4 separate regions of the Homo sapiens genome follow, and all the other regions are linked to region 1. A link is a loop called in an ENCODE intact Hi-C map of the cell type or tissue named here. Cell type or tissue: PC-9. All regions are shown on one strand. Links, peaks and the distances in the headings refer to the core of each region. The heading gives the core; the rest is flanking DNA.

Region 1 (8,301 bases), core at 249-8,248:
TCAGTAATACTAATAGGTTTGGATGTGCTACTTATATAAGTCATCATTTCATTTAAGTTATTAAAAGAAACCATAATTTTTAGTATGAAAGAAATATTCAAGAGTATACCTATGAATTTGACTGAAACCATAGTAGGACTTAAATTGTATTGCTCTAGAAATAGGGTTTAGTAAACCACGGATTTCTAGCCAAGCTGGCTCTTTTTGATACCACTGTCTTTGGATGTTTTTATGCCACAATGACAGAATTGAGAGGTTGTGACAGAGACAGTGTGGCATGCAGAGTTTAAAATGTTTACTACTTGGCCCCTTACGGAAAGTGTACCAACCCCTGCTCTAGAATGAGCTGTGGATTTTTTTTTTAAATCTAGTTAAAAGGCAGGCATAAAACTGGGAAAGTTTTACAAATCAAAGCACTTCTTTTGTAGTGGCAGGGGGATTTTAAGGCATGAAAAATGGAGTCATCTTTCTGGTTCTAGGAGGTGTTTTTCATGACATGCTTTTTTTCCTTTGATTCAAGTATTTTCAGATGAATCAGTTAGTAAAACTAGAACAGCCAGTAAAGCTAAGATGTTCTCTATCCATGAAGCTTTTAAGAGTATAGGTCACTGAATTTTTTCCTATCTAAATTTGCAATGGGGTCTGGGCACTTTTTGAAAAAAAGAAAACAAAAGACACAGCTGAACCTTAGATGATTAGAAGAAACAACATATTTTAAGTATGATGTAAGCAATGTAATGGGTATGTTTATTCCCTAGCACAGTGTTTTGAAACTTAAATAGTATATTTAATGCTTGATTATTTGAGAATGATTTAGTATTGTAGTTTAAGTAAAGCAGATGGTAATTCTAGGCTAGACATAATAAGGAATATTGCTTTTGGAATACTATGCTGTTTCAGTAGTGTTCTTGGCATGGCAGATTTATGAATTCTTTAAACTATGTTGAGTACCTGCGGTGTCTCAGGCACTCTGTGAGGTGACAGATAAAAAGATGATTATGATTCAGTCTTTGTCAATAAGGAATAGAAGTAGCTAGACATAGAAATAAGTACAGAATTAGTGTGTTATAATTACTGTGATAGAACCTAATAGTGCAAGGCAGGAGGTGAATAGTTACGTCTTGGAGTGAGGGTTAGGAAAAGATTTATCAAGGAAATAATGATTTTAAGATGACCGGAGAAGTCTTAAGATTTTTTTTTTTACTGAACTGGATTTGGGGCTGATATAAACAGTGAATCCAGCTCTGCCTATTTTATCATAGGGAAGCTTTGCGAGGGTAGCTTTTTTATTATCGTTCCATAATGTATCACCTGTCAACTCTTGACTTTATATAGGTGTCAGTGGTAACTGGATCGAGATCGCCTATGGTACGAGCTCTGGAGCAGTACGAGTGATTGTACAACACCCAGAGACAGTTGGGTCAGGTCCTCAGCTTTTTCAGACTTTCACAGTTCACCGAAGTCCCGTAACAAAAATCATGCTATCAGAGAAGCATCTTGTATCAGGTAAAATGATTTCATTATACTGGTAAGGAACTTGGCTCTGTGTGTTATTTTCATTAAAAGAATGAAAACGCAGTGTTTATGTGAGAAAAATATACTAAAAGAAGTACTAGAAAAGTTTAATGACTGAAGAAATTATGATTGTCTTTTAAAGATTTCTTTGAGCTGGTCGTGGTGGCTCATGCCTATAAATCCTAGCAGTTTAGGAGGCCAAGGCAGGTGGATTGGTTTAGCCCAGGAGTTGAAGACTAGCCTGGGCAACATGGTGAAACCCCACCTCTACCAAAAAAGAGGAAAACAAAAAAAAGATGTTTTTTATTTTACCTGGTTTTAATATACTTAAATTTAGGAGATGTGATTTTTTTTTTTTTTTTTGCTCTCTTGGCATATCTTATTGCAAAATATTTATTATGACCCTGCTAAGAGGAATTTTTATTAAATTTTTCAAGTTTTACTTTTAATATAAATTGGGTTGATTATATTATGGTTTAATGCTAAAACTGTAGATTTAAATGTGTATTTTGATATTTTGTCATCTCAAAAATAATAAAAATTACAATTGTAGAGATTATTTGAAGAAAATAAGCTTTTCTTGGGTTTGTAGTTCTTCATAATATAAAATTTTTAATTAAATATTAATTGGATACATAAAAAATTAAATACTAATTTTCAAGTTTAACGAATAGTACTTTCTGATTACAAAGTAAAATTCTATTGAAGAAATTCATTGTGTATGGAAGATGATTTCTAAAAGGCTTTGTGAAAATTGCATTGTGAGTTGGGTGTGTCAGTAAAGCTTGCTTTCTAGAGGAGTCTTACATTAACTCCTTTTGTAGAGCAGTTCTTGCCCAACTTAAAATTTTTACAAACATGGTTTTCATGTGTCAGATTTGTTTTTGTGAAGGCTGGCTAGAAGATAATGCATCTTTTGTGAAAGATGTAGTGAAAGTTTCTCAATCTAATTAAACACCATGTGGAGCTGAAATTCAGTCCATAGCTGAATGATTATGCTTTTATTGAATGTGTAATTGTTTGTGGTATAAGTATGCCTTGCTAAAACAGTCTCTGTTAGGTTTTCATAAAACATTACTCCCCTGCCCCACTGAGGAGTTTCTAACTCTTGCTGGTTCCTCATCTTTTGCCCAGTTGCTGAGTGTTGGATTGCCCTTGAGCTCTTTCCTGGACTCTGTATTCTTTATCTGCACTTTCCTAGTTATTTGAATAGTAATTATATGTCAGTGGTTCCCAAACTTTCCTCCACCTGTGACCATCCAAAGAGTTCCAAACCCTGTATATCCAGTGTCTGGATCTCTGGTTGTATGTTTAATAGGCATCTCAAATTTAAGTTGGACAAAATAAAACTTAATGATTTCTCCCTCAAAAGCCATCTTAGTATACAGTATCACCATCTACTTATCTACTCAAGCTGAAAATCTAGGAATCACCCTTGATTTCTCCCTTTCTTTCACCTCCCACATAGTACAATTCATCAGTAAGTCCTGTTGGTTTTGCTGCCACATTATGTCACAAATCCAGTCACTTTTCATTGCTGTCAGTCTAGTGTCTCACGTCATCATCCTTTCTCCCCTAGATGACTGTAGTAACTTCTCAACTTTTCCCTCTCTATGGTACATGTTCCACACAGCAGCCAGAAGCATCTTTTAGAAACACAAACGAAGTTTGATTCCTGATGGCTTCTAATTGTATTTAGAATAAATTTAAATTTCTACCATAGCCTGTATGGCTTTTCTTGTTCTAGATTCTACCTACCTTTAAAATTTCTTCCCAATCCCATGTCACTTTTCTCATTGCTGATAACACTCTAACCTGTTGGCTTTTCTATTTCTTAAAAATGCCTTCGAACTTTTGTGTTTGTTCTTTTTATTTGAAATGGTTTGCCCATAGGTATTTGTTTGACTGCATTCTTGTCATTCTGGTGCCGTTTCAAAGCCCTTCTCAATGAGTGCCCCTTGGCCACCTGCTTTAAATTAAATTAGCCAAACCTCTGTCCAACAATAACTTTCTCTAACGGTACCTTGCTTTGTGTTCTTCATAGCTTTATCACTTATTCATTTATTTGCTTGTTTATTATCTCTATCTCTTCTAGAAAATTCTCCAATAGCAGAAACTTTGTTGTGTTCTCAGCACTTAGCATAATTCTGACACGTAAAAGATGCTGAATAAATGTTATGAAATAAGGCAATTCAGTTCTCTGAGAAAATGGGCCGTTTTGAAGGGTTATTGTGATGTTTAGATGATAATGTATAGAGATACTCTGTAATAATTGCTATTATTTTGGTGGTTATAATGTTATTGTGGGATGTGATACCAAGGAACTACTTTGTAAAACTTGCATTTTAACATCAGATATTTCATGTAGGTTTGAAACTTTTGTAAGTTTGTCAAGAGAAATATCCTTTTTAACAAAAAATCTGGAGTATTTTGTGTATACTCAGTTATGTTATTCTGCCACCTGGTGGATATTAACACATATGTAATGACATTGTTTTCCCTATAGTGCATTTTAATCCCTTAAAGAAAAACTTTGGATAATGACTAATATTAGCAAAATTGACGTAATTGTCCAATTGAATCAACTAAAAATATTTAAATTATTTTTCTGAATCCTAGTAAGCTTAGTAGTGAAATCAGGAAATGATTTCCCGTGAAACTAAATAGCCTAGAACAAAATGTCCCCTTTTCACCAGAAAACTGACAGTCTAATAATTGAGAATTTTGTTATATAAGAATAGAAAGTACACAGATGTTACTTATTGCTGTTTGCCAAAATTAAATTTCTTTCTAAAGTTTTGTTTAAAATATGTGTAACTGTAGAATATGTAACACATTTTTACCCAGTAGTAAATATTATGTATGTGTGTATATAAGAAATTTTAGATACTTTCCTAATATTTACTGATGAGTTCATAGTTCATTGCTAATAATAACATATTTTCTAAAATCATAAATGGCAAAATCAGTATATTTTTTATTAAAGCATGCCAAAAAAAGTAGTTTTTGCATTAGTGATACACTTTATGGTGTATATTTTCAAATAGAGTATCTACTCAGACAAAAAAAAGTACAGCTAGACGAGGAGACATTTCAGTATATGCTCAGTTAATATTCTATTCACAAAATAAATAAAACTAATTGGAGTATGTTTTTTAAATACAGACTTTATATAAAAATAATGCTCAGCTTTAGTACAGAATCTTAATTTTCCTTAATGTAACTATGAGTTGGCAATAAATAGCTGATTGCTCAAGATGTTTGACAAATGTCATTTGTGCCAATAATTTTTCGGTAAGTTCTGATCTAGGTTAATAGTTGAGTAGCATAAGCAGAAACAGTTTCTATAGTTAGGAAAAATAAACTAGGAAACTGTTTACTATGTAGTTTGGCCACAGAACAGGATAATATTCAGCATCTTTTTTCTTACACACACATTATTTTTAACCTTTACTACATTTATAACCTACAAGCTATTTTTATGAGGATCTGTAGGTTTACTTAATGTACCTTATATTTTGCAGCAAGGTAAAACATCCAGTTTTCTCACTTTTGTTAAGTAGTCACAAATCAAGTATAGTTTTAAGATAAATATGTCATTTGCCACTTATACTCTGATCTGTGTAATATAGATGATAGTGAAAAAAGTTAAAATGAGTTTTTAAAAGTAATTTTGTATTCTTTTGTGTTCTCTTTCTCTGCTAGTCTGTGCAGATAATAATCATGTCCGGACGTGGACAGTAACACGATTCAGAGGAATGATCTCTACTCAGCCAGGTTCTACTCCTTTAGCGTCATTCAAGATACTATCCCTGGAGGAGACAGAAAGTCATGGTAGCTATTCCTCTGGAAATGACATAGGTGGGTTAGGTTATTTTAGGGCATTTTTAGGTACTATATTAACTGTTCAGAAGAAGCATATCAACTAATAAAACCACAAAAATGAGTTTTAAATACAAATTTTCCATTTTAATTTTGAAATTCTAAACAGAATTTTAGTGTGTTTTTCTGATTAAATTCTATAAATTCACAAAATTATTTTATTGCAGCGTTTTTCCTTAAAATGTTAGAGCAAATTTTTCCTCTTATTAATGTTTCATCATTTAAAGAATGTCATCTTCACATGTTAACTACTTTTATTTATTATTAAAACTATGATAACTGTGTACATTTGACATTTGAAATTTTTTTTGTTAATCTACTGAAAATAAAATTTGAAGCTAGAAAAACGTTGGTCCCTATAAATGAGAGTCATTTTGATGACATCGTAATATTCATTAGGAAACAATGTAGTATGTCTCCTTTGATATTCTCTGATTTCAGCAAAAGGTGTATAAGTTTAGTTTAGGTTTTCTCTCTATACACCATACATACGTGTGCACATGGGCACTCACACATCCACACATGTGTGCATACACATATACAGTCTTCATAGAGATAGATCATTCCACCCCCGGCCCCATTTGAAAGAATCTCACTGTCCTTATAAGCTACTTAAGAGAATTCTACTACCACAGCCTTACTATTTTTAGAAAGAGAAATATGCAGTGTTACCAGTTTTAACAGTTGTTATATAATCCCAGTTCTCTGCATGATTCTAGGCACTGGAAGTTTATATTGTTATTTATTCAACAAATATTTATCGAGTACTTGTGTTCTAGATATTAGAAATTTTAAAAAGTGCGGTGAACATCAACTTACAATGTAGTGAGCAGTGGGAATTAAAATAAAACAGTTGCATTTTGCAACTTTGCTTAAAGGCATAGGTCAAAAAGAACCCGGAGGAGATAGTGCCAGGATCTATGTTAGAGGTTGTAATATATGCTCTCGTTTAATCTTGACAATTTAGGAGGTAGATACCCCACTTAATGTTGACAGAAGCTGACATTCAGACAGAGAACACACAGAGGTTTTAATGTTTGAACTGATACATGAAGGATAGACATTTGTTGGGTGTGGAAGGTTCTAAGGTTGGAACATTCCTGGCAGAGAAAACAGCAAGTTAAAAGGGTAGAGGCCAAGGGAACTTGACAAGTTTAGAAAATGTCAAGAAGGTCATTAATTGTTGGATTATAGGATATGTGGGTAAGAATAGTAAGACATACTGAGTGAATAGGCCAGTGCCGGATCGTGGAAGGCATCTATACATCAAACTAAGAAATTTAGATTTTATCTTGTAAGTAATGGAGACCTTTTGAAGAATTTTGAGAATGATACTAGATTTGTGATATATATAATTCATCTTTCAAGAGCATGCAAGAAGACTTGACAGTGAAGACATGAGAGAGTGAAGCAAGGAAACCAGAAAGGAGGAATTTATTAACCAAAGTGCATGGTGGTCATTGACTAGATGTGGCAGGCATGAGAGAGGAAGGAGTCTAAAGTGACCCTAAGGATTCTTGAGAAATGGAGTAGCTGAGTATTATTTACTAAATAAAGAAATATAGGAAGAAGAACTTATTTTGAAAACAAAGATGAATTCAGACTTGTATATTTTGAGTGATGATGCATATGGATACTATTCTGTGGTATGAAGATATACCTGGTTCTGTGGTATGAAGATATACCTGGTTTCTGGAGAAAGAACTTAACTAGAAGTTATGTTTATGAGTATTCAGCATATAAGAAGCACCTGAAAGCCCCAGGAGTAGATGTATTGTTCAGGGAGAGCATGTGTATTGTGAATAAAAAGATATTTATAAACAGCCCTGTAAATTAATTATAAAACCCAGTAAGATAAAGGGGACAGGGAGGCTTTTCATTCCTCTTTATAGTGGTATTTAAAATATATATATCTTCATAGACAAATGGACATACAGATTAGTGGAACAGAGTAGAGTCCAGATTCAGTAGAGTGGTAAAGGTGAAATCTACATTGTAATGGGTAATGGGGTAATAGATATTGGAGGTGACCATGAAATAAAGAAGTAATGGAGCTAGTTGGAAGGCAGGGAAGTTCAAAGGTCATATTTTTACACATGATCTTAGCCAAAAGGCCAAGAAGCGATCAAAGGTCATTTTTTTTTATTCCTCCAACTTTCTCCCTCATTAAAGTTAAGAAAGACCTAGGAATATTTTGTATTCCAAGGAAAGGAGCCAGTTTGGGAAGGGAAACTATAAATGGGAGGTGGGGGAAGCGAGGGCAAAGAAGGTATGAAGAATAGGTTATGGGTCAGTCTCATGTCAACATGAAGTTCAAAGGGAGAGAAGATACAGTTCTATAGTCTTCTCATTCCTAGTTATTTTATTCTGAGTTATTCATTGTCAATATTTTGACTTTGTTTATGAGTTATTGAATGAGGATTGTCATTTCATTTTAATAAAATTAGAGATCAGAAGGTTCCAGTAATTGAGCAACTGCATAATATACTGAAGAGCCAGACAGGTTTGTTTGAATTCCACTTCCATCATATAGGACCTATGAGAACTTTGGTTAACTAATCTCTTGGTGCCTTATTTTTTTCATCTGTAAAATGGAGATGGTAAATAATAGTACCTCCCTTATGTGGTTATTATGGTGATTAAAATGAGTATATATTTGGAAAGCATTTACGGTGGCACATAGTAAGTACAGTGTAAGTATTAGCTAATAATAAAGATGACATTGGTTCATTTAATAAGTACATGTATGATTCATGTAACATAACGGGATATATTGTCTTTAAAATTTTTATTGTAAATCTTTTTACAATACTTTTTATGAATTGTAAGTTGATATTATTTTAGCTACTAAGTGTAATGGGAAAAGAGAATTATTAAAATTTTATGTTTAAGTTTTAAACAAAA
Region 2 (8,301 bases), core at 206-8,205, 80 kb before region 1:
TTAGATTTCCCAAGGAAGTCAGTCTCCAAGATGGTTCACCCTCAAACAAACCTGTGTGTCTTCCTGTCTAGAATGTTTTAGACATTCCCAGTGCCATTGCATATTCTTCCATGTAATTAATTAAGTCTCCAGTGGAACCAGCCTGGCAGCCTGAGAAACATAACAAGACCTGCCCCCAACCCCATCTCCAGAAAGAAAGAAAACTTGAACTACTTCTAAGCAGCCTTTCATTTACAGGGTTTTTTGGGTCACATGCAAATGTAATGGATTCCAGTAATTTGAATATAATATGCCCTCAGTAAGTTTTATTTGTTCTTTGAGTCCATCTCTCCTCAGTTAAGCCTATCATTTTGTTTCTGTTCCTGGTAAGTCATGCGTTTGACAACTCATTATAGCATATGACTGGGGCAGTGCACCTCTGGGAACCAAATCAGCTGGTTAATGCCAGGTTTAAGGGGAATAATAGTCAAGCAGTTTGCTAAAGTCTTCTGGAGTTTGTACTTGTATTACTCAGCAGCTTTGGGCATACATGGGCACGCACACTCTAACACAATCAAAGCGAGAAGCTACAATGTTTTCTGAATTTGGTATCAGAATATCAAGACGATAATTTTCTACTTTTCAATTTTTTGGAACTACTACGTTAATCTTTATGAAAGTTTGTAGTAAATAATTAAAATACTTAGAGATATGTAAGAAAACACAATGAATTCCTCAGGCATAGTGTGATATTCCATTTTATAAAGTTCAATTTAGGGAGAAAATTTGAAATGAAAAATCTTACGTGAGTAAGTAGTGCCACAGTGTGGTTACAATTGATAATTTATTTCAGTTCCTGTGCTTTGAATAACCGATAATCCAAGCTAAGACTTCTGTAATCTAAAAAACTCCCTTCTCTACCAATATCAATGATCCTGACTTCACAGGTCTACACAATCAGTTATATTGCTCACGCATATATTTTCAATAGACCACTTTAATAGCTCACAAAGTACTTCATAGCTATCTTGTCAATTACAAAGGACAGATATTAAAACCTTCATTTTTTAAACAAGAAAAACTGAAACTCAAAATATCTGGCTGTTAATGTTTATAAGGCACTTAAATGACAGAGATGAGACTAAACCTTCAGCTTCTGGGTCCTTGTGAGTACATCTTGATGAATACAAGAACATGTGGGATTAGGGGTCAGAAGTCCAGGGCTGCCAACTAAGCTCTGTCACATGATTAATTGTGTGCTATTAAGCAAGTCACTTAAATCCGTAAGTTCTAGTTCTTTTTCATAAATAGAAAAAGGAAATGGTATTTGCCGTGCCTATCTTTGGAGACTGTTGTATCAATCAAATGAAATATAGTCCATAACAGATCTTTTTACAGACTGTGAAGCACTATAAACATTAGTGTTTTTATTACTTCCTTGCTACCACCACAATATGAAAATGCTTCCACAATAGACTAAGAATTACTAGGAGTAAAGAAAATCCAGTAAACACTGTAACTGTAACCTAAGCTAAAATGCCTGCTTAAATTATTCATTCAAAATTGGGATTTTTATGTCAGCCTGAAAAATACTAATGATCAATTTCTTATTGGTATGCACTCCCTTAAGGATGCAAATTATATTCTTGGTCTAGTGAAGACCCTTCACCATATATAATATATGTATTTTACATGTGTTAAAACAGAATCTGTGGTATAGGAAGTTTTCCCTTATCCTCAACTTTTACTTTAAATGTGGGGCTACATGTGCAGGTTTGTTATATGGGTATATTGCACTCACATAGTGAGCACAGTGCCCAATAGGTGGTTTTTGACCCATGCCCTCCTCCCTCCCCTTCTAGTAGTTTTCAGTGTCTATTGTTCCCACGTTTATGTGCATGGGCGCTCAGTGTTTACCTCCCACTTATAAGTGAGAACATGAGGTATTTGGTGTTCCGTTCCTGCATTAATTTGCTTAGAATTATGGCCTCCGGCTCCATCCATGTTGCTGCAAAGGATATGATGTCATTCTTTTTATGGCTGTTTAGTACTCCATGATGTATACGTACCACATTTTCTTTACCTAATCCACCATTGATGGGCACCTAGCTTGATCCCACGTCTTTGCTATTGTGATGCATGGGGATGAATATACAGATGTACGTGTCTTTATGCTAGAATGATTTATATTCCTTTGAATATATATTCAATAATGGAATTGTGGTTCAAATGGTAGCTCTGTTTCAAGTTCTTTGGGAAATCCCCATACTGCGTTCCACGTGGCTGAACTAATTTACATTCCCAAAAAGGTAGCTTTTAAATACAATTTTATAGTAATTACTGATATTAGATAAATCTTAATAAAAACCTTCAAATGTTGTACACAAAGGAAATCAAGATAGCTCACAGGACTTAGCATTATAACAAGCTTAGATTAGTTAGCTTTTTAAAATTGGCTAGAAGAAAAGAAAACTACCTCTTGTGAAGTAGGTGAAAATTCTAACTTCATAAGATGTTCTTAAAAGCATCATCAAGGTCCTGGCGCAGTGGCTCATGCCTGTAATCCCAGCACTTTGGGAGGCCGAGGTAGGCAGATCACGAGGTCAGGAGATCGAGACCATCCTGGCTAACTCGGTGAAACCCCGTCTCTACTAAAAATACAAAAATTAGCCCGGAGTGGTGGCAGGTGCCTGTAGTCCCAGCTACTCAGGAGGCTGAGGCAGGAGAATTGCTTGAACCTGGGAAATGGAGGTTGCAGTGAGCCAAGATCGCACCATTGCACTCCAGCCTGGGCAACACAGCAAGAGCGAGACTCTGTCTCAAAAAAAAAAAAAAAGGATCATCAAGATGGTATATTTCATGCACTTTTCAGATGCTCTTCAATTTCCATAACTCACCATATTTGGTTTTGCTTACGTCATTAGTTTTTAACCATAAAATAAGTTCTAGAAAGTTCTTAAATAAGATTGTCTACATATTCTATATTACATTATTGTCATAAAATTAACATAATGACTTTAAACTTAAAAACGTTTTCCACATTCACAAAAACAATGTAATTAACTTAGGAAGTTTAAAACTTTGTCTTTAAGCATTGTTTTAACACTTGCATCTGGGTGGGTGCGGACAACATTGGAAAAGTGTGGAGAGGAAGAAGAAGACAGCTTTTTTTGATACATTTTGGACCAGTCAGACAATATCTTAGTCCAATGGGTAGCAGTGTTTATACATATTCAGGTAAGATTAAGGTTCATTCAGCAAACTGCTATTGGTTCCCTGTATGTAACAGGCACCTCTGCCAGGCTAAAGACCCCATTCCCTGTGCTCAGAAGTGCCCAGAGAGATTGGGAGACAGACACATGAATAAACTATTGGACAATGGGCTCGTGCTGTACTGGAGATGTGCACGCAGGGTGCAGAGATGTAGGGAAGAATCACAGAGGAGATGGTCTTCTCTGCCCTTAGGATAAAGGGGAAGTGGAAGACCTGACCAAGAAGGTAACACCTGGGAAACAGGATCTCAAGAAATTCCAAGCCCAAGGATAACAAGTAAAGGTGTGGTTGAAAACAATGTTAGAAACTGGGAGGTGATTCTGTCTAGTGTGTTTGGTAGGCCATTTCTAGGTCTCCATTATGTCTTTTCCATTACTCTGTTTTGTTATCGTGTATCTTTAAAGTGTTTTGCAGCAGAAAATAAAACAAGGAAAAGAATGGTTGAATCACTTTTTAAAAATCATGCATTACATTATTGTGATCCAGGGATATCCTATTATGTGTTTATTCCTAAGTGTAAGACGTGTCTTCAAGCTATTGCATTGGAGAGGTACCGTGTTTGCATTAGAAGACAAACGGCCTAAAAAAGGTGCACAATTTTTGGGAGAATGCTTCCATCTAGTGGTCAAATTGAGAAATTCACTTACATGTATTCGTTATATTTCTTAAAAATATTTGTTAATCTGTTATATACCAAATCAATATGTTTCTGTTCATTAATAGTTAATAATTTCTCATTTACTTTTAACTATTGGAGGATATAACAATTTAATTTTATTTGGCCTGTTGGTTCTCAAGGAGGTAGTGTCTCCAAAGAAAAATAAGATCCTCAAAAGAAGGCCATATTTGTTAAAGCTTTCATACACCTTGTCTCATTCAATATTCAGAGCCACATTGTAAAAAAATAAAAACTTTTACTATTATTCCATTTTATACATAAAGAAATGGAAACATAACAGGGTCAGTAATTTCACCTAACACCACCATGCAAAGAATTAACTTGTCAGGATGACTTCAGTTCTGGTGTTCTTTTCTCTTGATGCATTAAAGATGATTATTTTATCATTAACTCTGTTGATAAAGTTACAAGTTCTTTATGTGATGTGAGTAACATCTGTTTTGTAAGTTTGGAATGTGAAATGCATAAGGTCTTCATAATGTAGATGAATTAGTCAGTACAGGCTACTTAATGATGGAGTAACAAACCCAACTCTTAAATCTCAGTAGTTTAACATGATGGAAGTGTATTTCGCACTTTGGTTCAGCAATAAACTCACATCTTCCATTGTCTAGCTGAAGGGAAATGTAAAATAAAAGGTAGCAAATTGAAGGTTTGGGGAGGATTATGCTCTGCTGCAGAGATGGATTCCATTTTTCTCAAATATTAAGTATATTAAAGTATATAAATATTTTTTCAAATATTAAGTATACAAAGTATAAATATTTTGGATTGTGTGGGTTAGAAAAACATTTATGTGCTTTTGCTTTTTTTTCCCTTTCAAACAGCTTCTCGCTCTGTTGCCCAGGCTGGAGGGCAGTGGCATAATCATAGCTCACTGTAACCTCAAACTCCTAGGCTCAAGCTAGCCTCCCGCCTCAGCCTCCCGAATAGCTGGGACTACTGCTACTACTGCACAATGACACTCAGCTAATTTTTAAATCTTTTTGTAGAGACAGAGGTCTCACTCTGTTGTGCAGGCTGGTCTTGAGCTCCTGGCCTCTGGAGATCCTCCTGCCTTGGCCTCCCAAAGTGCTGGGATTACAGGCATGAGCGCTGCATCTGGCCTGCTTTTGCTTTTATTTGTATTTTTTTTTCTCTGAGGGACCTCAAGATCACAGAATTGTATTAATCTTAATCCTTGGCTCATGGCACACTTATTGATGGTTTCTGCATATCTCTCCTCCATTAATTATGCATGTACGTATGTGTGTATTTTAATAATGTAACAAGCACCTGTGGACCTAACAGCCAATATGGAAGCTGAAACTTTGGCAATCAGTCACATCTAGCTGTGTGGTCCCCATCCCTTCTATCTGCTACCCCTTTCCCAAGGTAACTACCATCCTAAATATGGTGTGCATTTTCCTTCTCTCTCTTTTTAACATGGTCTTATTCGATCTGTCTATCTGTTTTTTAAAGGCATATATTTTTATTTTAGTTATTTATCTCAATATTATGTTAGGATTCCTCTGTGTTGCTGCACATCATCACAGTTCATTCACTGAGTGTCGCATTATAGTATTTTGTGTGACTATAACAGATCATTCATCTACTGTCTTTGAGGATGTGAATTTGGGATTTTCTCCAATTTTTGCTGTTGTAAACAATGTCAGACAAGATCTCCATGTACCTTTGGGGATTCATCTCCTAATAATATTTTCTTTCTGGCCAAGCTTACATCCTCACCTGTCTCTTAAAAATGCCATTGTATTTCCTGATCCTGCACTTTGCTCCTATTTTGTCTGTCCCTCTACACTTCTTTCTGCACATGAATTCTACACATTATCCAAAGCCAGTATGAAATTTCACCCTTTCTATGAAATTTCCGATTACCACTATAATTTGTAGGATTGGTTTTTGCCTCTGAATGCTTGGGATAAAACATGTTTTATCCCAAACGCACTATTTGGTAAATATTATAACAATCATTCATTAACCACCTATAACATGCCAGACATGAATCCAAGAACTAGCCCTAGATCGTTTTATTTCTTTCTCAATACAACAGTATAATGTGGGGATTATCATTATTACTATTTTTCAGTCCAGTAATTACACATTAATCATTCTAAGGGTCTGATTGCTGAAAGGACTCAAGGCTCCGTTTATCATCACCAGGCAAGAGATACCTATGGCAATGGCAGGAGAAGGACATGCATTCAAAATGGTCCCAAAATGTTAGGCACAGGTTTCCTTGTCCTCTTTCCACTGGGTAGGGTCATACCAACTTCACTTAGTCTCTAGGTCTCAAACCACCATCAGCATCTGGAAGTCCAAAGTCCGTTCTTGGTAAGGAATCTCTCACCATAACCTGGTCACTAGGCACATCTCAGCTATGTGACCAGCCTTAACTGTTGAAACATCACCCCCTGCTCCCAACCTCTACTGAAACCAGATGCAAATCATAAATCCGGTTATTTCTAAACAATGATGACACACTGATACATCCTGCTCCAGAACAACTCACAGACCCATACAGAATAGCATTTGTCTTTAGTTAATAAGTACTATAGCATTAGCCAAGGGTCAGTAGCTCCCTGCATAAGAGCATGAACAATCCAGACCAGTTGAGATTAACCCCAACTGTGCACGCAGGTAAGGAAACCAAGGCTTAGAGAAGTGAAGTACTATCTTCCCCGAGGTCATCCCTCAAGAGTGATGGAGTTGTTCAGGGAAACTCCAGGGCCTGTGCCCTTTGGCAAGCTCTGAGCTATTCTGACTCTTAATGCAGTTAGTTGTGGCTTGCCCCATCCACAAGATAGCATGTATTATGAAGAAAAGTTGTTTGTCTGCATCTTTGTATTTCTCCCAGCATCTAGCATAGTCCTACATGTAAGTAATATGCACCAATAAACAGCTGGGCAGAATGACTAGCACACTTTCTCCTAGCTAGTGGGTAAGTTATCTCATGGCTCCCAGATGAGCAAAGCTCTGTTTTATCTCTGTACCTCTGTTCATGCGATTACTCTGACTTAGACTGTCTTCCAACTCTGCTGTCATGCACGAATCCACCCCTAAATTTTCAAGCCCATACTCATCTTCCCCTTTTCTAAACTTATATCATCATTAGCATATAATTCAGAAATTCTGAAAGTATTTTATATTTGTTTTTTAATCCAAAATAACATCATAAATTTCTTAATGACAAAGGGCTTTTATTTTATACATGTTCTTTAAAAGAATATGTGTACTGTTAGCCTTCTACGTATTATCCCCATGCCAAGAATATTGTGGATCAGCTATAGCACTTTCAGAATCAGTGTACCTATTCCTAAAAATGTGTTTTCACAGCCCAAGTGGTCACCAGATGAAATATATAGTATAATTACTTCCTTAATGTAGCCTTTGAACATCTCTAATCATTAAGGAAATGCAACTTAAAACTATAATGAGATACCACCTTGCACTCATTAGGATGGCTATGATAAAAAAAAAACGAAAATAGCAAGTGTTCTGGAGGATGTGGAGAAATTAGAACACTTGTCTACTGTTGGTGGAAGTGGTACAGCTACTGTGGAAAATAGTATGGTGGTTCCTCAAAGATTAAAATTATAATTACCGTAAGATCTAGTAATTTCACTTCTGGGCATATACCCCAAATAGTGGATAGCAGGGTATTAAATAAATATTTGTACACCTAGGTTCATAATACATTATATACAATAGCCAAAAGGTGGAAGCAACCCAAGCGTCCATCAACAGATGCATAGGTAAACAAAATGTGTTATATCACCCAAGGGCATATTACTCAGCCTTAAAAAGGAAACAAATTTTGACGTATGCTACGATAGGAATGACCCTTGAAGATATTATGCTGAGTGAAATAAGCCAGTCAGAAAAGGACACATACTGTATGTTTCCTCTTACAGGAGGTACCCAGAGTAGTCAAATTCAGAGAGACAGGAAATAGAATGATGGTTGCCAGGGGCTGAGAGGAGGGGAAATGGGGAGTTGCTTAATGGATACAGAGTTTCACTTTTGCAAGATGAAAAGAGTTCTGGAGATTGGTTGCACAACAATCTGAATGTACTTAACACACTTAACACTACTGAACTGTACATTTAAAAGTGGTTAAGGTGATATATTTATATTATGTGTATTTTACCATATTAAAAAATTTTTATCGTAACCTATGTTTCTCATTGACTACCGATGTCATGAAGAAAGAAATCCAGGGGGCAGGTTTTAGCTATAGGGCTAGAGGATTTAAGCTCCCTCTTACTGGTATTTCTGGGGCTCCTATTCCGTGAGCACTAGGCAGTTATAAGATCTGGCTGGTGCTTATTTGGATATGTGTATGTAGCAAATGGAGAAATCCTTAACTCCCT
Region 3 (8,301 bases), core at 263-8,262, 460 kb before region 1:
TTTCCAACTAACTGCTGTTTTCATTTTTTAAGAGATTTTTTAAAAATCCTGCACTTATTCCAGTTAATTCGTTGTTTTTAGAGAAAGTTTTCTATTACATTATAGTTTCAGCTATTCTATGCTGATGGTTCTGCCTTTCCATCTTCAAAGACGCTGGAAAATTTTCTGTTGCTTTCGTATCCTCAGTTCTGTCTATATTTCATTTGTCTTTTGAAATTCTTTCTTCCATTACTTTTTTTCTGTAATTCTGGGAAATCTTTTATATTCTGTGAGCTGCATCACTGACTTGAGTTTGTACTATTTCTCTTCTACTCCTTAATTACATTGAATACAGATTTTAATTTTGCAATTGCATATTCAGTTTCCTTTCAATCATCTATTTTTTTACTCATCTCTTTTCCTAATTTTGTCTTTAAATCACAGTGAATTTATTTTTTGTTGGCTTTACGTTTTATTCTCTCCTGTTGTGATTTCCAAACATATTCTGGGTCCTGCAGTATACTATTTTTGGAGACATGCTCTTTTGAATCATTCTTCCATTTCCTCACAAAATATTTACAGAGTTTTCATGGAACAACTTCTACATGGTTGGAGTACATAATCTAGAAGTATTATATTAAAATAGACAAAAATTTAGTTAGAAACTTAATAGGAAAGTAAGTAATATAGCATGTTATGTGTTAATTATATAGCTTTGGGGAAAACTGAACAGCAAAATAGACTGGGAATGAGAGGAACAATTTTAATGGAGTCTAAAAGGTGATCTTTCTTTTCTGTTTTTTTACGTTACTTGTTTTTACTTTGGATTGGTGTTTCTAATTTGTGGACAGACAGTGAAGTTGGAGCCTCAAATGTTCTTTCTACTTGATTCAATGTGAGCAGGCTCAGTAGTGGAATAGCATAGTTATAGTTGGTTGCCAATGAGTGCATTTCAGTCTACTTTCTTCTGCTGAGTATAAAATTTTCCATATTCTCTCTCTGTAGGCTCTGAATTGTTATGGAAATGAAGAAATATTTTTTTTTTCTAGCTGCTTTTCTTAGTTGTCTTTGAAAGTTGTTTTGTTGATTTCTTGCTAAAATCCTGGGTTCCAGCATTTGCTTTTCTAATAGACTAAATTTAGGATGAAGGATGTAATCTGAGGTAGTCATCATAGCTGTGAAGAGATTACAGAAAGGGGAAAACACACTAAGAGTCCACATTTAGAGCAAGGGTGGGCCTTCTCATAATTATCTTTTTTGTGTTTGTACTTCACTTCAAGATCAAATGAGAAAGTGTGTAGGAAACTAAGGTGCGAAGACGAAGTGTGATGTGGAATAGTGGCTTTCATATTTCTTCTCTGCCTCCCAGGCCCTAGAATCCTTTTTTTTAAATTGAATTTCTAACATGTATAAAACAGATAAATAGATCTATTTGTGCATGTGCTATGCGTGTGTGTGTCTGTGTAAGTGTATCTGTGGTGAGGCAGAAGTGGAAGTGTTTTGTATCCAAGGGAAGGCTGCCTGTTTCTATAGGAGGGCAGGACTTTGAGGTCACACAGATTTGCCTTTGTACACTGGCTGGGCCACTTTTGATTTGCCCTTAACATTGTAGGCCTTGGTATCAGTGGGTTTTAAAATGTCATAGGTCAGAAAAATTATGGCATTAGATTGAAAGACTTGCCTTTTGTATGGTCTCTTGTGTAACAGTATTTAGCATGTGGTATGTGCCAGGTTTTAAGTGTTTTACATATGTTATGAAATTTCATTCTTATAACAACCCTATAAGGTGGTTGTTTCCATTATTCACATTTTTGGATAAGTACGCCAAAGCATTGAGAAATTAAACAATGTGCCTAATCATGCAGCAGGCACATGCCATTGTGGTGTTTTAAGCCTACAGAGCCTAGCTTGTAGTGTTGGCACTTATAACCTCTTAACTCTGACCTCTGCCTCTAGTGGCCAGGGGAGCCAGACCTGTATTGAATTACATTTTGAAAAATGTAGAGTATCTATGTTGTACCACAAATTTTAAGTGAACTGATGATATATGTTCGCCTTTCCTCCTAATGGTTTAGGGACTTAGTTCTAAGACCCTATCTTTCTAAGTGGAAGGGCTATGCCATTGTTGCCTTTGGAAAACACTTTCTACAAGTAAAAATCGTCACCTTTGGAAAATTACTGTCTACAAGTAATTTGCAAGAAATCAGTATGAAAAACACTGGACTATATCTCTGATGTGTCTCCCAACACTTTGTTTACTTGTAAATATTGAATTAAGTAAAGTATATCTGCCTTTACCATGTGTGAGAAAACCTTGTATGATATTTAGGCTAAATGGCATTACTCTTTTGATGCTGAGGGTACAGTTTTTAAAAATGTAAACATATGCCCTTTTTTCTAATGTGTATCTTTTAAAAACTAAGATACAGAAATAAATTATTTTGAAGATATTTGTCAAAATAAAAGTGTACATGGGAGCCGAATCCCATACCAGAGATGAATTTTAAAAATGGTAATGGATATTGCATTAAATTGAGTTTAATCGATGCCCCTTAATGGTTTTAGTGATGTAGCCTTTCATCTAAATGACCCAACTTCAGCTGTCATCACTCAGATTCAGGATCTGTATAGTTACACATCATTCAGGTGGGTTGGCTGTCACTTGCTTTCTCTCTCCTGTCTGAGACAGACAGTAGTTGATGAGTTTTGAATTGCTACCACAAGGTAATAGTCAAGGCACGGCTCGTTCCTTACACCCTTATTTCAAGTAAAATTATATTCAATATAGACAGTCAGTACTTGAAAACCTTGAGTTTTATCTCTTCAATCTATTCTGCCTTATTGCCACCAATATTTCATTTTTTTTGGCCTCAGTTTTCCACTTTGTGTAGTGATGGGGTCAGAATTCTATTGGCTGTGTCTATGCTTACATTTAATGATTTTGCTTAAAAAATTCAGAGGCTTTTCCCACCTCAGTTCGTGGTGGTTTATATTGTGAATATAAAAATTAATAGGCCATCTTAAACAAGATACGGTCGAGCAATTCTGTGAGGGATGTCAAAGTTAACGCCTTCAAAATAACAGGCTTTGCTGTCATAAAATTATTATACCACTTACTAATGAAGGATTAAATATTCTCACAGCTGCTAATGTCTGTTTGGCTAGGAGAATGAAAGGTGAACAGTAATTTAGAGCACTTCATTTCACAGATTATTTGACTGAATATCAAGTAGCTGTTTTCTATGGTTGCGTATTCTGCAAAGTGAAGAGTGTGAAAAGAGAATTTTGACTCAACCACTCCTTACTTGAAATATGTTTCAGGAGAGAAAGTGCTATCATCATTAGCATCATCATCATTGCCACCATTATTTTTTATTGACATCAGACCCTTATTCTGAGCTTCAGTGGTACTACCTGAGCTATGCTTGGTGGCCATGAAAGTGACTTTAGCTGGCTGATACTCATGGACTGCTTACTATGTGGCATGCTTCATGCTAAGTTCTTTATGTTTGTTATATTATGTATTCCTTTTACTGTTTTATACATGGGGAGACTGAGGCACATAGCAGTGTGTAACTTTCTCAGTGACAGAGTAGCAGAGCTAGGATTTAAACCAAGACACCTGGGCTCTAGAGCCTGAAGTCTTAACTGCTATGCTACGTTACCTTCAGTACACTTGAAAATAAATTTGAATAAGTCTATTTGCAGTTGAGAAAAATTACTGTGAATCAAAGATAGCATGGATTTCTTGGCACTTTAGATTACTTATGTCCACCAAGATCCAGCTTTCTAAAATGAAAAAAATATATGTTATGTCTAATGTGTTACTTTAGGACAATTTGATGACAGAGGAATTATATAGTTCTATCAGTTTACTGCTATAGTAGACTTTTATTTATTGATTTTATGGTTTATTGTTTGATGCCAAGTCTGGTCAGGAATACAACATCAAATTATATTGGAAAAGTCTTTTAACAATACTCTTTAAAGTGTGATTTCCAGAAAGTGCTTTGTGATAGAAGTTCAGATTCCTAATTTATGATCTCTTTCAATACACAGGAAAACTTAAGTTACTCAAATTTTGTGCTAAGAAATAGTTCTCCATTTCCTTAATGCTACAGAATTATTTTTCTTCTCCTCTTGGAATAAGAGGAGAATCAGATCATCAGTATTTAAATAACACATGAATTTACAGCAATTGACAGAAATATAATTTTATTACGCCTTGAACAGTTCTCTCTTGATTGGCTTGAGCTTCAGATAAAATAGTTGGCCAATATTTAGTGCTCGTGTTTTATTAACAAAATGCATATCTTTAAACACTCGAAATGAAATCCAGAATAGTTAAATATTCTCACTGTGAGACACTTGTGGAGCCTGAGAAGGACTATGAGAACAGCATGCATTTCAAATGTATTCAGGAAACAGCTGGGAAAGTTTGGAAACAATCTACAGGTAGATTATTATTGTTCTTTGGCAAAATTTCTTTGCAAAGGAATAGCCCTTCAACGTTTAGCTGCAATTCTAGGTTATATGAATGTATCTTGCTACCAAAAAATGTTTGGTAGAAGCTCATTCAAAAAATAACATAAGAAACTTGTAACTTCCTATAGATTTTGAAATTTACAACTGTCATGTAGGATTTTATTATGTAAGTTGCAACTAAAAATAGCAAGGGAGCCATCTTGTGAAATACTGTTTGAACTGCAGGCGCGGTTGTTTCTGGGCCAAGAGGAAGTTTGATCACTTAAAGTTGACACAAAATGTCAAAACATCCCTTTGATTTACCTACTTTAATCAATGCATTTGTTTTGATGCACCTATATATACATACTTTCCCAGTCTGACAAGGTAAAACAGTGCATATTTGCAGAATGGCATGTCCCAAACCAGATTTATATGTTGTAGTTATGCAACTGAGAAAAACGCTAAGTTTGAGGACCCATATCTCTCGCCTTAATCTCAAACACTTGCTCCAAGCAACTGAATTAATAGTTTAAATCTCAGCTTTAACATTTAACAATTGTTTAACTTTGTACACATTACTTCACTTCAGTAAATCTCACTTTCCACATTCAGAGAGTGGGGATAACTAGTTGTACTTAAACCTCGTAGGATTGTTGAGCAAGTTAAAATAAGCGTACACATGAAGGGATCAGCATGGTATCTGATATGCAGTGAGATTGTGAGCATTCAAGAAATATTCGCAATTACCCTTTTTATTGGTAATGAAAATTATTTTATTATTGATGAAAATATAGTAATAGAGTGATGTCATAGCTGTCTAGAAGAGATAAATCTAATCAATATTGTTCTATGTACAAAGAGACAGAGGCAGGTTTACCTCGAGACTGAAAATTAAGACTCCTCATTTGTATGGGTCTTCTTTTTAATTTTTATTCATTTTTTTTCCTACAGAGCCTCATATAGCTTGCGACCCATAAACCTTGCATCTATGACAGGGGCATGAATCAGAATCACCTCTGTAGGTATTTTAAAATGCACATGTACCATCCTCCCTTTCCAGAAGAAAATAATTTAGTTGTTCTGAAGTGGATTTTTAAAGTTCCATATATGATTTTGCTATGGATCCTTAGTTTAAAACTGGTGTTATAGAGGAACAGTGTACGATGTGTGAAAATTCTAAAATGAACAGATCTTTTCACAAAGATATTGTCTTGTAATTAGAATCATATTTTTCTGGAATCATATTTCTTCTTCAGTGTTTGATTAGGCTCTTTCCTCTGCATAACAGTAGCTTTGACTCACTTTTCTAAAAACACGAGATGTGGCCTGGCGCAGTGGCTCATGCCTGTAATCCCAGCACTTTGGGAAGCTGAGGCGGGCGGATCACCTGAGGTCAGAAATTCGGGACCAGCCTGGCCAACATGGTGAGACCCTGTCTATACTAACAAAAACACAAACATTAGCTGGGTGTGGTGGCAGGTGCCTGTAATCTGAGCTACTTGGGAGGCTGAGGTAGGATAATTGCTTGAACTCAGGAAATGGAAGTTGCAGTGAGCTGAGATTGCACCATTGCACTCCAGCCTGGGTGACAGAGTGAGACTCTGTCTCAAAAAACAAAAAACAAACAAACAAAAACACGAGATGTGATTGTCATTTCACTCTGATTTCTAAAAGGTTTGCTCTTTTTAGGTTGCTTATTGAGGGCATCTCCTAAATGTATGTTGCTCTTTTTTCTCATCCTACTTTCAACTCTTTTGCCCTGTATTATTAATGTTGTTTTTCTGCCTCTAAAGTAATTTAAATGGTTCTGTATTGAAATGATATTTTAATTATTATTTTTTTATTTTCTTTTCCTTTTTTTTTTTTTTTTTTGGCAGGGTCTTGCTCTGTTGCCCAGGCGGGAGATGCAGTGGTGTGATCATGGCTCACTGCAGCCTCAACTTCATGAGCTCAAGCAATCCTCCCACCTTAGCCTCTTGAGCTACTGGGACTGCAGGTGCATACCACCACACCTGGCTAATTTTTTTTTTCAAAGATGGGGTTTCTCCACGTTGCCCAGGCTGGTCTTGAACTCCTGGGCTCAAGTGATCCACCTGCCTCAACCTCCCAAAGTGCTGAGATTACAGGCATGACCCACCATGCCTGTACATTAATTATTTTTAAGGGTGTTTTTTTTAAATATGTACGTATCAATAATTTTGCTTTTCCTTGCTGTCCAGAATAAAATAAAAATGAGTACAAGTAATTAGAACAGTAGAACTATCTAGATCTGAATATGTCTATTCAATTAAAATATGCGGTATTAATAAAAACCTATAGATTGCTCTTTTCAATTCAGCATATTTTCTTGCATATCTGCTCTGAGCAAATCCCTATACAAGATATATAAAGGAAAGAAAAATAATTCCCAGAGATTCTCTGCTCCCAACAAGTTTATGATTAAGAAGAGAGACAAAGCCTGTAACCGAATGATGAGAGTTCACGTTAGAGTAATACATAGTTCCTCTAATGGCAGAAAAGTACTATGTATGTTGAAAGAAGGCAAGATCACAGCTGGTTGAAAGGGTAAGGAATGACTGTGTGTGAAAGTGGTGTGAGGTGGGAGGAAAGGACAGACAGGATTTCAACACGATAATTGAAGGTCCACCCTTGTGTCAGCTAGAGGGAGAAAACAACATAAAAATGAAGGAATCGGGAAAGTTCAGCTTATTTTTTTCAGCGAGTAATGATGACTCTGAAGTTTCTAAAAGGTAGAGAGCAATGGTACACCGGGGAGTCTTGGCACAAGGGGAGTGATGATTTGTGCTGAACGATTTTGGAACACTTAAGGGTTTTGAAACTACAGAATATCAAAACTGAAGCTGCGCTTTAGAAAGAGTTGGTTATTAGGAGATGGATTTGTGTGAGAAAAAACACAGACAGGCTGTTTTAATGCTTTGAGGTAGTGGCGGTGGAACTGCTAGGAAGCAGGGAAGGAGAATGGAGGGGTTGTGGTGGTAAGGAGGTCTGCCTCATTGCCTACAAAGCCTTCTGTCGTCTGAGGATGAGTGAGATTCAGGAGCTCTGGCCCTGTGGTGACAATTTATGTTATTTAAACATAATCAAATGGTGGTGATAGATGCCATGAGTGTTCGGGAGAAGGAAAAGATTAAGGTATTCCCCAGAGCACACAGAGTTAGGAGACTTCCTCGGCACATCTGTCAGTGGGCATAGGGATGCTGGAGAAGAGACAATCTTCTATGAAAAGATACTTTATGAAGAAAGTGTTGTAATGCAACCCATGAGGTGTTAAAGAAAAAGGTCACTAACAAAGAATGGCAAGACAAAGTGAGTTATGGCCATAGTTATCTGCTAGCCTTTCGCTAAGGTCAAAACTCTGAATTACTAAAGGGAGGAACATGAAATAAGCTAGTACGATTATTTTTAAAGGAAGCATGCTAATCAGAAGTTAACTCAATAAGTACGAAGTGCAGATAAAACTCATGTGCAGAAGAGATTTTGAAAGATAATCAGGAGTCACTAGTGGGATATCTTCATGTAATATTTTTCTTAACCCCACCATTTCAGTGAAGGCCACATTGAAAAGCTGTTTGACAATTAGGTCCACACTCTGAAACTTTATCAGGTATTCTTGAAAACCTCAACATTCAAGATGAGAGACTGCCTGAGTAGAATGAAGAGAGGGCTACCACGAAGCATAGACTGTAGGAAGATAACTTTAGGAAGCATTTAGGTATTGTTTAGATATCCAGTGGGAATACCAGGGCTATCATGATGACTAAAACATGGCCCCTGACCTTACGGAACTTCTGATTATAGAACTGATCGTTATGATCTAGTAAGATCAGTCTTAGT
Region 4 (8,301 bases), core at 52-8,051, 950 kb before region 1:
TAATTTAAAGACAAAATTATTTGTGTTCTTTTGAAATTCCATATAATGGTTCACATATAAAAAGACAAAAGTATTTGCTTTTTTACATTATTGTGCAATAATCTCATTGACGTTCATAAGCAATAGTCTGCTTTTAAATGGATGAGGCATATGTTTTCCTCTAGGATCTAATTACTTGTGTCACATTAACAAAAGAGCTGGTAGATTGGAAAAATGGCTGTCTAAAATCTGTTTGGAATTTGTTATTTGAATGCTGAAAAAAATTATTAAATTAAGGACTCCCGTCAGCGTTTCCTACCCGTTGGTCATGTCTGACCTAGCTAGCAGGTGAGCTGGAGGGTGCACCCTGTGATGCTGGCCCCCTGACTGGAGCCACTGACTACACTTTGTTTTGTTTTTGTTTTGTTGTTTTAATCTTGGTTTTCCCCCAAGTCTGGCCCAAGGACTGGTGCCATTCTAGGAACTGTTTGTTATTGGTTCCCAACTGAAACAATGTATTGTAATTAAGTAGGAATTTAGAAATTTTCATAGCAACTTGATATTTTTGTAACATCCAAGCACATATCATGTTTTCTATTGATTTGTTCTCATTATATTATACAAAAATATTATTCCACAGCACATTGGAAATTCTTCGAACCCCCTCTGCCCCCAAATATCAAAACTGATGCTTTGCCATTGATGGTTTGAAAAGCATTGTTCTGAGTAACTCTAGCCCAAAAATAGTTATCTATCTCTCACTGGTAATTTTTATATGTAGTTAAAGTGTGAAAAAAACAAAAACAAATGCTGCTTTAGTTAGCCCTGAATGCAGTTCTGGAGTGTGTGTTGATACACTAACTCTTAGTATCCCTGGGATTGACTTTCTTTCCTGGGTCATCCAAAGTCATGTCACTTCCTTCTGTGGAAAGAGACAACGTGAGTGAGTGTGAAATCACCTTTAGAAAGGTCAGTTTCTCTCCTCCCACCTACATGAGAGTGCTGGCCTGAAGTAGCTGTTACCATTTTACATTTCCCCCCTTTCCCTTTCTTTTTTTTTTTATCTTTTATTTTTCCATTATACCCTCCTTTTTTCCCCAACCCAATTTTACAATAAGGCCTGCTGGCATTCTTTAGATCTTAGAAAAATGCAAAATAAAACATCTACATAGAAGATAGAAGCAGAAAAAATTTTTTCTGTGTAGTGTTATTTTCCCCTTCTTCTCCCATTGTTGTTTTCTATGTTTCTAATAAGAGAAAAACCTGTTAAGTTATTTGATTCAATTTGGTGACTCCCAGGGCAACTGTGAAGTGTAATCCATTGACCACAGTGGCTAGGACAAAGTATTTTTTGGAGTTTGCATTATCCTTGTTAAAACCACCTAATGAATATCTTTTCCACTGTAGATAGAATTGGACCTAGCAGTGCTGACAGTTATTTTTTTTGCCCTTAGGGTTTGCTGACATCCCGACAGGAAAGACTAGCCCATATATCCTGCGAAGAACAACCATGGCAACTCGGACCAGCCCCCGCCTGGCTGCACAGAAGTTAGCGCTATCCCCACTGAGTCTCGGCAAAGAAAATCTTGCAGAGTCCTCCAAACCAACAGCTGGTGGCAGCAGATCACAAAAGGTAAACTACTGTCAACATCCGTCTACTGTTTGAGATCCAGAAAATTGCAGTAGTACCTGGGTGAGGATTGGACACTGCACCCCCGATTCAGGAGCGCTTTCAAAAAGTCTGACCTTCTTGGTGTGGTGTAAGTCAGTCAGTAGTGAGCAAGTGACCGGGTGAGCATTACAGTATCAGGGTACATGATCTCATCCTTCAGTCAACAGGCCGCTTATATGTAGTTTGATGGAAAATGGCATTGTTACATCAAAACTCAGTGGATTTCTAAGAAAGTTTCAGGCGTTACTGATGAAGGATTTGAAGAGGTAATTTTCCCTTTCGCCACTGGTATTAGTCATTGTTTGTTTCAAACTTTACTCTCACTTATCTGCCCCCAGCTGCTAATTCTTTATTGTTTTTATTAATCCTTTACTTTCTTAAAAAAAAAAAAAGCACATATTTCAATAGATATCTAAGGAAAGGAACTCTGTTTATAGATCTCTCTATTTTGATTGTTGAGGATACAACAGGATCTTAGTGACTTCTGTGTACCCTACAACATCCCAGAAAATGTTATGTAGAGCATAGAGAATATTTGCTTAACAGATCTTTATTCCTGTTACTATGATCCATACCAGCAGCTGCCATTTAAGTATGCAAAGTATATGCATTTTATTTATCTTTCTCATTTTATTGAACTCTCACAGTAAGTGGTATTATAAAAGAGTGAAGAACGTGAGACTCATAAAGATGTAACCTCCCAGTGTGAACCCCTACTTCCTCTCAACTCCACAGTCTTGATCTTTCTACGATACCAGTGTTTCTCAGACTGGGGACTAGGGGGATATTTTTGGAAGTTGCTGGAATAGCTTCAAAGAGTTTGAACAGTCTGTGATTTTACCTTGATTGCTCACTTGTCAGAGTTTGATCAAGTATGCGAGCTGATAACCTTGAACCAGAAAACAAAGCTTTGAAAGTGTAATAACCCCTATTTGTGTAATGTGATAATTCATAAGTGAGCAAGCACGTTCTTAGGATTTGGGATACCAAATATGAACACATTGGTGGTTACACGTGGGCGATCTAAAGAGTACAATATATTTAGATTTCTTGATCTAAACATCACAACAACAGATTTGCAAATTTCTTTTTGTTGATGTATAAGAGCTATAAGCATTAAGGAATTATACTTAGTAATAAATTTGTTCATCATATACATTATATTAAAATTTTTCTTCAAGTATGAAGAAGAATGCTCTGAGATTTTCTTTCACTAAAGTGGACCCATTTGTTACTCTTATTAGAAATAGTCTACCATTTTGTGCAAATTTTTCTCCCCTCCCCTACCAAATTCTCTCTGTTACTCACATTCGGATTTAACTTTGGCATGCTGCCAACAACAAAATACTGAAGTATATACTGGAGAATATATATTTAATATACTGAATATACTGACTTTCCAATGAACATGAGAACAGCTTCTCTTTTAAGCAACTAGTGCCCCTAAACCGTGGAGCTACCAAGCTTGTCCAAAGCTGTCAACTACAAGATATCCACTGGATACTGAATACAGGAGAAGTCAGGTTTAGGGTCCCGATATGGGCCATACCATTTTCTCAGAAGGGTGACTGGGAGCCACCCTTTCCCAAACCTCAGTAAAAAGTAACATCCATTCCTGTTTGTCTCACACTTCTGGAGATCAAACGAAGTATTTGACTCTCTTAGAAAACCATGACATATAGCTGGTACTCTATGCCTCCACTGTCTTTAGGCAGCTCACTTTATTGTAATCTCTTGTTTAAATATCTGTCTTCTGATTTGCAATCTGAGTTCTGTGAGGTTACTGATTACATCTATAGTTTATGTCTATGCAGTGTCTGACATTCAACAAATATTCACTGAATGAATGGAACTGTGAATGTCCTGAAGTGATTGCATTAATAGATGTTTATAAAGGCATGCTAGGAAATGGTCTTATGAAATCATCACAAGTCATTTTTTTTCTGTTGCGAAGAACTGATGGTAAAAGCAGTTTGCATGCGGCGTTCAGACTTACTATCTAGGAAAAAGAGCTTTGCACGCTAGGGGGCCTGCTCTCCTCACTGCTGTTGAATCTGCTGAGTAGGGAGTAGTAACCATGGTTTCTGCAGATTTTGTTCAGTGCATTAGCTACATGCTGTTCAGTAGGCACCAGCAGTTATGAATTGCTAAGCAATTTTGTGCACTTGCAAATGAGGAGAGGGACCTTTTGAGAGCAGTTATAGGAGAATTCATGATTAGATTCAAACTCTTCAAAACCTAGCCCAGTAATTTTTAATTTAATTCAGCATTTTCTGAGTTGCCCTGTAAAATGCTTGCTGCCTCATCTGTTAAGCGTATTACATCACTTAGTTTTAAAAATCTAGAATGAGGTATTATTTCCCAAAGCAGTTGCTTAGAAACTCAGGGTTGTGAGTTCTCCTTTGAGGTGACTGGCTGGGTTATGAGAGACAGTTTCCTAGGTCATTTAGCAAGACCTTTAGTAACATCTGACAAGTTCAAAGGGGAAAAAACTGGCAAAATGCACATTAGGTAAGGATCATTCTCTATTATGTCACTGGGATGGATTAGCTCAGGAACCCCTCGTTTGTTGGGAACAAGGGAGACAGCGCTTGTAGACCTGATCTCCTGAACCTGGGCTTTGTGATCAGTTCCAGAGGACTGGCCAGTAAGCTGTAGAGCCCATCGTGGATGGTGGTGTTAGTTTTGTGGGGATCTTGCATTTTTTCCTACTTGTGAGGGTCATTTTCACTGAACTACATGCATATTTGCCCTCTCTCTGTTGCTACTGCAGAATCATTTATGAGACAATTAGGGTATGCTTGCACTTTTTTTTTTTCCCTCCCCTGTGTTATTCTAGGAGGATGTACTATCTTAATAGATTAAATACTTGGTGAATTTGACTTTGTCTGGTTATAGACCATTCTGAAGCTAACTAACCAACAGGAGGGTCAAATCCACAGTTTAAATTCTGATCACAACTAAAGTGTCCTCAATTCAGTATCAGAAATTGAGTCTAGAGGGGAGAAGCCAGAAAGAGTGGACGTTAGCCATTTGATTGGGATAAAGAGGCTTATAGGCTCAAACTTTCTGTTTCCTATGGGCTATCTGTCTCTCTCTTTTTAAATGGCAAACCTAAAGATTTGTTTCTTGTACATCTGGTGGGTTCCAGGGAAACCTTGTCTTTGGAATCACTATTTCTCTTTAAAAAAAAAAAAAAGTACCAGCAAAACTTTGTTTTATTTTTTTCCTTCAACTTTCCATGGATGGTAATTTTCCATTAAGTCCTGACCTTCCAAGGCTGCGTCTTTTCAGTGTCCTGGACACACTCTGAGGGAGAAGTGAGCTTTCCTGGGATTTGATCTGTTGGCCAGATTTACTATGTTTCATGTAATGAAAAGTATTTAACTGCCTTTTTCAAATCACATGCTTCCTATGGAAAGAATATAAATGGGAAAATAATTTCCATTCCCTTTTCTTCTTGCATCAGAAGGAGATCCCTGGAAGTCAGTTGCTCAGGGAGTGTCTGTCACGTAGTTACTTCCCAGCAACTGTGCTGGACACAGATCCTTGTGTCCATTATGCAAGAGGCCCTTCTCCTTTCTCTTTGAAAGATCTTCCTACTTGAATCTTCCACTCTTGCCTTTAACTTTGCTTAGGTGAAGCTTTCCTATACTTCATTTTTCTTGCACTTTTTTCTCTTTTTTGACCGTGTATCTTTTTTCACTACTATATAAATTTCAATTTTTTTTTTTTTAAATCTTGCTCTGTCCCCCAGGCTGGAGTGCAGTGGCACTATCACGGCTCACTGCAGCTTCAAACTCCTGGGCTCAAGCGATCCTCTTGCCTCAGCCTCCTGAGTAGCTGGAACTATAGATGTGAGCCACTAAGCCTGACCCAATTTCAAAAAATCTTCACTCACCAGTTACCTTACTCTCTCATCTACTTAAAGTCTCAAATTTTCTGAGATATCTCTTTCCTTTAAAAGGCAGGATGTTTGAGAGGGGATTTATTCTTTCCGGACTTTATTGTTAGATAGCTGCCCTTCTGCTCTAGTCCAAATTCAATATGGAAACAGTCAGCCATAAAGGGAGAATGATTAAAATACCCTGAACTGGTCCTTGGTCATTTTAAAATTTTCCACCCTGTGGAGGTAGTATTACTCATTTGGGTTACACTTGTTTTAAACAACAGGAATGGCTAGTTAGGACAACAGAGGCAGGTTTTTCACTTAGGAATTCACTGGATGTGTACCATGTGGTCAAGCATGTTGTGGGCTCTAGGGATACATAGGTAAATAGGGCATAGTCTTTGCCATCAGAGGTGCCAAGGGACGTCTGATGACTGGTTAGAGGTTGTACCTGGTATCCTCCTAAGTTCTCTGTTAGATGGGGCCTGTTCTCAAGGAAGAGGAAATACTTCAATTATATATAACTCCTAGAGAAGAAGAACTTAATTTAAAACTTAGTGACATAGTGCTTTATTTTTCATGTTGTGGAAATGTGAATGTGATTGAACCTCTAACAGAGATGTTTGTGTTGCAGGTCAAAGTTGCTCAGCGGAGCCCAGTAGATTCAGGCACCATCCTCCGAGAACCCACCACGAAATCCGTCCCAGTCAATAATCTTCCTGAGAGAAGTCCGACTGACAGCCCCAGAGAGGGCCTGAGGGTCAAGCGAGGCCGACTTGTCCCCAGCCCCAAAGCTGGACTGGAGTCCAACGGCAGTGAGAACTGTAAGGTCCAGTGAAGGCACTTTGTGTGTCAGTACCCCTGGGAGGTGCCAGTCATTGAATAGATAAGGCTGTGCCTACAGGACTTCTCTTTAGTCAGGGCATGCTTTATTAGTGAGGAGAAAACAATTCCTTAGAAGTCTTAAATATATTGTACTCTTTAGATCTCCCATGTGTAGGTATTGAAAAAGTTTGGAAGCACTGATCACCTGTTAGCATTGCCATTCCTCTACTGCAATGTAAATAGTATAAAGCTATGTATATAAAGCTTTTTGGTAATATGTTACAATTAAAATGACAAGCACTATATCACAATCTCTGTTTGTATGTGGGTTTTACACTAAAAAAATGCAAAACACATTTTATTCTTCTAATTAACAGCTCCTAGGAAAATGTAGACTTTTGCTTTATGATATTCTATCTGTAGTATGAGGCATGGAATAGTTTTGTATCGGGAATTTCTCAGAGCTGAGTAAAATGAAGGAAAAGCATGTTATGTGTTTTTAAGGAAAATGTGCACACATATACATGTAGGAGTGTTTATCTTTCTCTTACAATCTGTTTTAGACATCTTTGCTTATGAAACCTGTACATATGTGTGTGTGGGTATGTGTTTATTTCCAGTGAGGGCTGCAGGCTTCCTAGAGGTGTGCTATACCATGCGTCTGTCGTTGTGCTTTTTTCTGTTTTTAGACCAATTTTTTACAGTTCTTTGGTAAGCATTGTCGTATCTGGTGATGGATTAACATATAGCCTTTGTTTTCTAATAAAATAGTCGCCTTCGTTTTCTGTAAGAATGATTCCTAAGTGTAAAGGCATTCGAATATTGGTACTATTTCTTGCTAATTACAACAGCCTCTTATACACGTGAAAATGTTTGAACAAATGATACAGATCTTTAAACAAATGATCTTAGCATCTTTAGTTGTATTAAAAGACACAATTTGGAATACGGGTCATAAGGAGTATATGGGAATATAAGACGTCCAGCCCAGTGCCTCCTACATTCTGTGTCCCCATTAAACCACATCATCAAGGATACAAGTATGTGGTATTTCCCAGCTCACTTGATGATGATATAGTTTTGAAAGCATGCAGGCATTATAAGCCATGTCAGATCCAAAAACATTTGAACAAGTTCTTACATCCTTGAATCAGGGTAAAAAAGTTTCCCAGGGCATGCGCTAGTAAAAGATCATTTGTTCTTGGCTTTCAGTCCAAATTGATGCACAAATTCCGATAAGCACCATCATTTATATTTAAAAGTTGTCCTTCGCAAGGTGGCCTCTGTTGTTGGATAATGCTTCAATAATATTAAGCTACTTAATATTCATCAGCTGAAAGTGATATCCTGACTTTCCTCTTGTTTCTTCAGTTGCTTGGGGTTGAGGTCTGGTGCAATATCCTTACCGTAAATCATCCCAGGGCCCCCATGTGCTCAAGGGCATGACCCCGAGCAGACATTGTTGGGATCAGGCCATCAGCTTTATTGGCTGTCTCCAGTGATTGGAAGATTCCACTCTGTAGGCTTTGCTGGGTAGCATCGTGGGTCCTTGAAAGCATCTCTTTGTATTTTCCTAGGTATGCCATAGCTGCTGCTCTTATTACTTGGATACTTGTTTTTTTGTTCTTTGTTTTTTTTTATTTGAGAGGGAGTCTTGCTCTGTCGTCCAGGCTGGAGTGAAGTGGCATGATCTCGGCTCGCTGCAACCTCTGCTTCCTAGCTTCAAGCCATTCTCCTGCCTCAGCCTCCCAGGTGGCTGGGACTACAGGCATGTGCCACCATGCCTGGCAGTTTTTTTTGTATTTTTAGTAGAGATGGGGTTTCACCATGCTGGCCAGGCTGGTCTCGATCATCTTTATAATTGTAGAGAGTTGTTCAAAATCTTGTAAGTGGACAGCCAGGACATTATTCTTTTCCTCAAGCTGACAGTACTTGT

The links. Peaks named below come from ENCODE experiments on the same cell type or tissue, not always from the same donor. Only the 100,000 strongest peaks of a DNase experiment are listed, where the experiment ranks them.
Region 2: a loop joins it to region 1, with 8 times the contacts of the local background. A loop is called at or near these places in 12 of 110 quality-filtered maps.
Region 3: a loop joins it to region 1, with 5 times the contacts of the local background. A loop is called at or near these places in 2 of 110 quality-filtered maps.
Region 4: it touches region 1 in a loop (3-fold over the local background); 3 of 110 quality-filtered maps call a loop at or near these places.

The regions. Positions count from the first base shown.
Region 1 is chr1:215,602,797-215,611,097 of GRCh38, forward strand. KCTD3 (potassium channel tetramerization domain containing 3) reads left to right here. Exons shown (of 18, transcript NM_016121.5): 13 at 1,336-1,506; 14 at 5,221-5,376. Among named protein-coding and RNA genes, the nearest start is that of KCTD3, 40 kb to the left of the region's middle. In PC-9, for the core only: a CTCF peak has its summit at 3,981 (motif pointing left); no DNase peak of the experiment used is centred there; H3K27ac peaks cover 2,174 bases.
Region 2 is chr1:215,522,876-215,531,176 of GRCh38, forward strand. No RefSeq gene overlaps it. Among named protein-coding and RNA genes, the nearest start is that of KCTD3, 40 kb to the right of the region's middle. In PC-9, for the core only: CTCF peaks have their summits at 777, 3,864 (motif pointing left) and 4,063; no DNase peak of the experiment used is centred there.
Region 3 is chr1:215,141,781-215,150,081 of GRCh38, forward strand. The region is part of intron 3 of KCNK2 (potassium two pore domain channel subfamily K member 2); the gene reads left to right. Among named protein-coding and RNA genes, the nearest start is that of KCNK2, 63 kb to the left of the region's middle. In PC-9, for the core only: a CTCF peak has its summit at 4,672; a DNase peak (open chromatin) is centred at 4,651.
Region 4 is chr1:214,657,417-214,665,717 of GRCh38, forward strand. It overlaps CENPF (centromere protein F), which reads left to right. Exons shown (of 20, transcript NM_016343.4): 19 at 1,434-1,612; 20 at 6,175-7,155. The coding sequence ends at 6,378. Among named protein-coding and RNA genes, the nearest start is that of CENPF, 58 kb to the left of the region's middle. In PC-9, for the core only: CTCF peaks have their summits at 1,583 (motif pointing right) and 3,673; no DNase peak of the experiment used is centred there.